Regions from separate parts of the Homo sapiens genome. Here region 1 is linked to region 2. A link is an interaction called in ENCODE POLR2A ChIA-PET data of the cell type or tissue named here. Cell type or tissue: MCF 10A. All regions are shown on one strand. Region 1 overlaps SPATA46 (spermatogenesis associated 46). Region 2 overlaps NOS1AP (nitric oxide synthase 1 adaptor protein).

What was found. Peaks named below come from ENCODE experiments on the same cell type or tissue, not always from the same donor. Only the 100,000 strongest peaks of a DNase experiment are listed, where the experiment ranks them.
Region 1: POLR2A ChIA-PET joins it to region 2 with 6 read pairs; 3 of 35 experiments call an interaction of 5 or more read pairs at or near these places.

Annotation. Positions count from the first base shown.
Region 1 is chr1:162,371,468-162,375,467 of GRCh38, reverse strand. SPATA46 (spermatogenesis associated 46) reads left to right here. Exons shown (of 3, transcript NM_182581.4): 2 at 65-178; 3 at 852-2,265. The coding sequence ends at 1,420. Among named protein-coding and RNA genes, the nearest start is that of SPATA46, 3.4 kb to the left of the region's middle. In MCF 10A, no CTCF peak of the experiment used is centred here; a DNase peak (open chromatin) is centred at 1,507.
Region 2 is chr1:162,283,688-162,287,687 of GRCh38, reverse strand. It overlaps NOS1AP (nitric oxide synthase 1 adaptor protein), which reads right to left. Exons shown (of 10, transcript NM_014697.3): 3 at 252-344. Among named protein-coding and RNA genes, the nearest start is that of MIR556, 57 kb to the left of the region's middle. In MCF 10A, no CTCF peak of the experiment used is centred here; a DNase peak (open chromatin) is centred at 2,337.

The DNA of each region.
Region 1 (4,000 bases), 88 kb before region 2:
GGGGAGTCCCAGAAAGTGGAATCCCAACCTTGCTCAGCTCACCAGTGTTTCTTCTATAACCCAGACATTGCAAAGACAGCAGTACCCACTGAGGCATCCAGCCCAGCTCAGGCCCTGCCACCCCAGTACCAAAGCATCATTGTCAGGCAAGGGATACAGAACACAGCGCTCTCACCAGGTGAGGACTTCTCTGACTCTGGGCGGGAATGTGTGAGAGGCTAAGGATGAAAAGGGGCTGCTTCCCTAAGGAAGCAGAGGTGTCTGGAAGCTGGACCCCCATGCGCGGTCTTGTCACCTGCAGCCTCCTATCTGGCCCTTCTTCCTTTGGTAGACACCCACAGGCCTGGGGCTCTCGCCTTGCCTCCCCTCTCCTGTCTCTGAAACTGGTGTGCAAGAGCAGTTTCTGGCTGAGTGGGCCGTGGAGGGATCAAGATGAGCAGTGAGGCTGAAAAAAGGGTCACAGCCATGGGTGGCGAAAAGAGGGACTGTGGGAGGCCGCCGGTTTGGCTATCCGCTGGGTCACCTGTCTGTGTCTATCCTTAGAGGAGTCAGTGGACATGGTGTCTCCAGGAGGGGAAGGCCTCGACAAATACCAAGGCTTACCAACTAAAAGCAGCCTCTCCTGCCCCAAGATCCAACGGCCCTTTGTACCCCTAGAAAAAGAATGCAGTGAGAAGGAATGCCCTCGGCTGCTCTTACCACTGTCTTGCGTCTGCTCTCAGAACTGCAATCGTGGTGGGGTGGAGGTAACCGAGGTCATGCCTGATGTTTGCCTTCTTACCTTTCTGCTCCAGCATCCTTGGCTCCACTGCTCCCTGCCAGAGACTCAGACCTGGTCCTTTCCTTTGCAGACTGCAGCTTGGGGGATACCCAGCACGGAGAGAAGCTGAGGCGGAACTGCACTATCTACCGGCCCTGGTTCTCCCCCTACAGCTACTTCGTGTGTGCAGACAAAGAGAGCCAGCTGGAGGCCTATGACTTCCCAGAGGTGCAGCAGGATGAGGGCAAGTGGGACAACTGCCTTTCTGAGGACATGGCTGAGAACATCTGTTCGTCCTCTTCCTCCCCAGAGAACACTTGCCCTCGAGAAGCCACCAAGAAATCCAGGCATGGCCTGGACTCCATCACATCCCAGGACATCCTAATGGCTTCCAGGTGGCACCCAGCACAGCAGAATGGCTACAAGTGCGTGGCCTGCTGCCGCATGTACCCCACCCTGGACTTCCTCAAGAGCCACATCAAGAGGGGCTTCAGGGAGGGCTTCAGCTGCAAGGTGTACTACCGCAAGCTCAAAGCCCTCTGGAGCAAGGAGCAGAAGGCCCGGCTGGGAGACAGGCTCTCCTCCGGCAGCTGCCAGGCCTTCAATAGTCCTGCTGAACACCTTAGGCAAATTGGCGGTGAAGCCTACTTATGTCTCTAGAGAGATGCCAATAAAGTTAGTCACAGCCTTCTGTCCAGTCTGAGGTCACCCCGCACAGCCTGCTGTCCTTCCCAGAACCCGGCTCTCATCACCTTTGGCTAATGGTTGCCTAGCAACACCAGGCACACACCCTCCCCTTTCTCTCTTTTAAAAATAAAGACAATACTTGAAGTTTGGGAAAATCATCTAAGATAGAGGTTCTCAAAGGTGCCCAGCTGGCAGTACCAGCAACCCCTGGGAACTCTCAGGCCCTCCTCAGACCTACTGAATCAGAAACTATGGGTCTGGGGCTGGCGGTCTATGTCCTAACCAGCCCTCCAGGTGACTCTGATGCAGCTCAGCTGTGAGAAGCACTGCTCTAGGATTCTGGCCTCTGCTTGGTCCCTATGTGGTCAGTCCTTGCCCCACCCTGGGAAGAAGGGGCTGGATGCCCTTTCCTATTTGCATGGGGAAGAATCTCTGCAGTTTTAAAGGCTTCTTTGACGGTAGATCTTCTGAGGGGGGAATGTGGAGGAAAATATGCCTCTGAGTATAAGGCAGGTAAGAGGCAGATGGGGCTGAGCTCACCCGGGACTGAGCTCTCAGGCACTACCATCATTCACTTAGAACAGCCATCCAGTGCTGGGGCAGAATAGAATCAGTTTTGACCCAGGAGACGTCTTTTCTTGGCTGCTTTGAGCCAGGTGAAAATAGGCAGGTAAACATGGGAACCTATTGCTTCCTGTTACCAAGTAATGTGTCCAGTGGGCAGCCCTGACTCTGCCTCCATTTCTGAGTGAACCTCCTGGTCCATCTGACCCAGAAAGATGGATAAGCATCAGGGATGCAGCAGAGACATCTATCTTGACTGTAATGTGGTTTTTAAAAAGCACCAAATGCTTGCTGGTCATCCTTTCAGGCCTCATTTACCTCTTGCTTTATCACCCTGATGACTCAGTAGCCCCTCCACTGCAGTGGGCACTGCCTTGCAGGGACCCTGGCACAAACCCCCGCCCTGGTCTTTGCCTCCCTCAGGGCTTGGCCAGCAGGTGGTGTGGAGGGTCCTCCCTCACCTCCCAAAGGCTTTTCCTCCAGAGTCTTATCTGTGGCTTAGCAGAGCTGCTCTGCTTATCAGTGTGCTGCTAAAACCTCATTTGTGGTCGTTCCCCACAGAGTGGGAGGGAGGCTGGGCTCGATCCCCATCGCATCATGTGCTGTGAGACCACTGCGGCCCTGTGCCCTCGAGCCATGCTTCTCACCCCATTCTGTCCCCAACCCCACCCAGCCTGCATCCCAAAGTCCAATTGACTGCCAGGCTCCAGCTGGGCTGGGATCCAGGACAAGGTCACAACCTATCCAGTCCAGTGTGCAGAGGTCTCCAGGCAGCCCTGACATCACTCCCAGGACCCTGTGCCCTGAAAGGGCAGATGAGTGGCTCTGGGCAATCTTTTTAATCCTCACTCCGAGCTACTGTTGTCTCTGTCCTTTGCCAACCCCATGCTCCCTTCTCTATGGCATCTGTACAACAGGCATAGAACATATCACGAGAAGGAAAACAAGCAGGCCAGGGACTGAGCCCAGGTGCCATGGCACGTGCCCATCCCGCCTGCCAGGTGCTCGTGGTTAGTGTCTTCTCCCTAAAGACAGGGCGTTTTTCACATTCCACATTTAATGTTGTATCAATGTAACCCCAGGAATTTTCTCAGTACAGAGCTAAGTTTTAGCAGAGCAGGAAAGAGCACCCAGCACTGTACTGAGCAGCACAGGTGCAGGCAGAAGGAAGCTCCCTAAAAGGGAAATTGTTCTGTACCCTGGGTCACTGCCAGGCACTCTCTACTGGGTGCTTTTAAAATACAATCTCATTTACTTTCCATAGTAGCTTTGTGTGGTTTATACTATCCCCATTTTCGAGATGAGAATACAAAACTCAGTTCAGTTCACTTAGCCAGAAAAGAACAGAGAGCATGTGAACCCAGTTGATCTAACCTTTTCAACTTTCTCTCTAGCCTGGGCCTGACGAAGCCATCAGGCCTAACACATCCTCTGCCTGCAAAATGGCTAAAAGTTCCAGCCAAAGTGACCTGGCTTTTCTAAAGTCTGTTCTGTGTGATCCCACAGCTCCTCATTCCTCAAACACTCCCTCCTTTACCAGGCTCCTCTGCCCTTTCATTTGTACTCCTTGCAGGGAAGCCTACATTCCCATGAATCAGGACTTCTGTGCTGAGCTGTGTCATAGTGATACCATGATCCCCGCCGAGGTAGGTATGAGGAGGAGCCAGTTTTGTCCCCAGTATGAACATTTCTGGAATGGGCCTATTCAGACTTCTACCAACTACATATTTCAGGCATTTAGTCATGAAGTCCGTGAAATAGTATAATCTTTTTTTTTTTCTTTTCCTTGAGACAGGGTCTCGCTCTATCATCAAGGCTGGAGCGTGCAGTGGCATGATCTCGGCTCACTGCAACCTCCGCCTCCCAGGCTGAAGCCATCCTCCCACCTCAGCCTCCCAAGTAGCTTGGACCACAGCCACTCACCACCATGCGTGGCTAATTTTTATGTTTTTTTTTTTTTAGTAACGGTCTTTCCCCATGTTGCCCAGG
Region 2 (4,000 bases):
CATGGATGACAGGAGGTGACTCCCATCACCTGGGGTACCAGGACTGACTGAGCCAACTGGTGACTAGGCCTTTGGCCTCGCCTCGCCCTACACTCTGCTGCAGCCTGTCAGCACCATTGCTGCTCAAAGCAGAAGAGCTTGCCAGATAAGGGAGGGATTCTCTCTGGAGGTGGGCCCAGAAGAAGAAGGTACCCCATGCCTACCTCCCCTGCTTTCCTCTTCACCTCAGATTCTGGTTCAGAGCCACTTACCTTTTTCTTCTTCTTCAGAATCACTTTCACTCCATCCACTGAAACCATAATGCTCACTTTCTTCTTCTTGATGTTCTTGGCTTTAAACTCATACTGCAAGAAAGAAGAAAACAAAAAGAAAGTGCAATCTGATGAGATCAGTGCATCTATACAGACCCAGCTAGCCCATGCCTGGAAAAAAGGTCCCCAGACAGGTGTGGGGAATAGCTCCTGGGGGCAGGGAGCACCTCGGGGGATGTAAAAGCAGGTGGATGTCTCAGGCAATCTCTGGGTTAGAAACGGGACTCTGAATAGTCTATACCACTTCTCAGCCATCAGCTAGCTACCCTCATGAGATGAAAACATAGCCTATTTGGAATATCCCATAAAAAATCAGAACCTTCCCTCAATAACTCATTCTATCATTTAATGACTTCCACGGTCAGGCAAGTATTCCTAGTGTCTCATCAAAGGCTACAGAAACTACATTCCATCCTCAGCAAAGACTAACAGCTGGAACCAATCTTCACATCAGGGTTTTTTACACACTGAAAGATAATTATGAATTCTCAATTACTCTCTAAAAGTTCAATTTCAAATTTCCTTTATCTGTGAGTCAGTCTACAAGTCTACCCACAGCCCTGCTAGCCTGAAGATTTTGGCACATCTAGAAAAGATATGGCCTCAAAAACCATGTATTTGTTAAGTTTTATTTAATTATATTTTTAATTGACAAATAATTGTACATATTCATGGGGTATATAGTGACAACCCCTGTGTTTTGAACTCTTATTTGTAGTTCTAGACAGGGATGCTCCAACCACAGACCCATACTGCTGATGGATGTTGGCGTCATCCTCAATCTCAGCTCTTTCTGGTACATTTGTTCATTCATAGCCATCTCTTAACACTTGTGTAGCTATTCATAACTGGTGGTATAATTCTACATTTTCCTCAGTGAACTTCATTTTGAGCACTTCTCCAGTTTATTAAAACCATTTTCATCTGATTCCCATCTTACTATCACCGCCTAGCAAACTTCACTTGCAAGCTCTCCAATCAAACATCTGGGCTACAGATTAAAAATTAAGATACACAAGACCCAAAGCCCACCCACATCCCTTCTCCGGGACCTTTTATACTCAAGACCTTCTCCTACCATGTTGCCACTCAAGCCTGGAAAAAGGCACCTAACACCTTGACAGTGCATCTGAAACCTAATTATTTCTACAGTTAGCATTGATAGGCATGAACTTAATCCATCCTAATGAGATAAAAACATAGCCTACTTTGGAAATCTCATTAGAAATCCAGAACCTTCTCTTCACTGTGCCTTTTAATATTCTGATGTTACAAACTCAACTCAGAGCTTCCTACTGTCCTGAGTCTATCCTTTTCACTAAAATCTCAGATCTTCTATTCCACTGTACAGAGTTATTGTTGATACTTCTTGGCTATCTGTTTCCACAAGAAACATTCTTGTCTCTACAAGAATAGGACCTCACTAACTGAGGTAAGAGATCCTTCTTCACGTTGTCATTGCAGGCTCTGGTCACAGCTGATTTGAGTGTCCTGGTGACAGCAACCTACATCATTGATGACCACAACCTACATCACTCCCAGTCTGGTGGTCACTTCCCCACCTCCACTCTACCCTGTCAGCAGCTCTTCTTTTACCAAGGGGCCCTGGAAGAAGAGCAAACCAGAGCAGCAAACACACGGAGACAGGAGGAAACTCCACTTCAGCCCAGGAACCCCAGGCCAACTAACAGTAAAGAGTAAAGGGGAAACGGGAGGCAGAGAGGGAGATGGAGACAGAGAAGAAGAGGCGCATCTGACAGGATTTTTTTTTTGCACTGGAGTCTGGCTTAGGTAGGACAGGACCTCAGCCATATAACAAATTCCTCTCTAGGTCAGCAGCCACAAACCAGCGAAGGTTAAAGTTGGTTTGATTGGCATGCACTTGAGGACATGGCTCCAGTTTGCATTGTGTCACCCTGACTGCAGCATTCTGCTCAGCTGCAGTGCTGGATGAACTCAAATAACCTCTGGGTGGGAGAACCGGCATTACAATCTGCAAGTCGGCTGACTTTGGCCTTGTGCCTACTGAGAGGTGAACCAGCTACATTTCCTGACCACACCTGCATTTACCTCCAGTCACTTGGGCTTTAATAAACACAACCTTCCAGCTGCACCTCCCTTCTGAACGAGTCACTAAAATCAGGCTGCTCCTGCCGGCCAAAGGAGTACAGAAGAGTGTGTCTGATGCACTCAGGTGGAAGTTAAAGGCTGAAGAGTCCCAGAAACACCCAGAAGAGGGCAAAACCTACCCTAGACAGGTTGGACCTCAACTCTTTTATTGTTCTTTGGTCTCTTACAGTATATCACTTTCATATGCCCCATATACTTCTCTTTTCTAACAATAAAATCAAAGCAGAAATATCAAGTACCTACCTCTGCAAAACACTACATCATTCTCCCCAGTCCTGGTTTTAGAGAACATATTGCCTGCTATGCCATAACCTTAAATGTCTTATATTTCTGGAAGAATGTTGTAGTTGACCATATCTCTCTTTCTTGCTTTGTCCACCTCCCTGTTGGTTTCACTCTCTCTGTGGCCTTTATTAATCATGATTTCTTACCCGAGCATAGCAAGAGGCACCCAGCCAGCTCCTTGCTTGTGTATCTGAAACCTTATCTATTTCTACAGTTAGTATTTTGGCAGGCTTGGCCATGCCTTTTAATACCTTCGTCTTAAGAACTCAAAAGTGCAACTGAACTTTCTCTTTAGAACTGGAAACAGGTCTCTAATTCAATCACCATGCACATAGTTCCCAATGGCTCTTACAGGGTCTGTGGGCACAGTCACTGCATGAAAAAGCATGACCAAATGATTTCTCCCAAAACCTCAATGATGGTGACAACACAGGTGCTCCTTACAATAGCTGGTGGAATGCTCTGGAGTCCTTCAAAATGAAGATGGACAAGAGAGGCAGGAAATAGGCCTCCAGGTTCCATCACGGCTGCCAGAACTGCCTGAGTGCTATTTATAAGGACTCTTGGGTTGGACACACTCTGCATCTTCCCCACCTGCCTGCTGGTCAGATGTCCCATACCCTTTCCAATAGAAAAATTAAAATTAACTTGCAATTATGTTGGAAACTAGGAAAATAAAAGGAAATCAAGTATCTGAAAATGCTTGAATATTTATTATCATTAAGCCATTTGTTTATATGGCAATTATGCTTTGCTTGGACAACATGTTATTGTGTTCACTGAGGGGTGAGAAAATGAATTTGGACAGAGGAGAGATAATGGAGTAACCACAAGAATGGAGAAGAGAAGGGGCTCTCAGGGACAAATCCTCCTTTTTCCCAAACTGACGGTGCTGCTCCAAGGTGGAGCACTGCCTGGGCAGGTGAGCTCTGGAGGAAGCATCTGTGTTCCACAGGACAGGAATCCAATCTGCTCAGGCTTTGCCAGGGGCTGAAGAACAAACAAGACTGCTGGTGCCACCGTCTGTGGCTCAGACCAGCCTCCCACAAAGCCCATGCCAGCCCTGCAGTCTGTGCCAACGGGCCTGGCCCTCCCTGAATATGGCCAGGCTGATCTGATGCATTTGCTTTGCCAGCCAGAGCCCCACCAGCCTGGACAGATGAAGCCCTACAGGACTTGACCTTTCAGGGAACAAAACAATGCAAGTCCTGGAACACCACCTGCAGACTGGAAAGGCCAGGGGAAAGTGTCTGGGGTTTCACAAATAGAGCCTT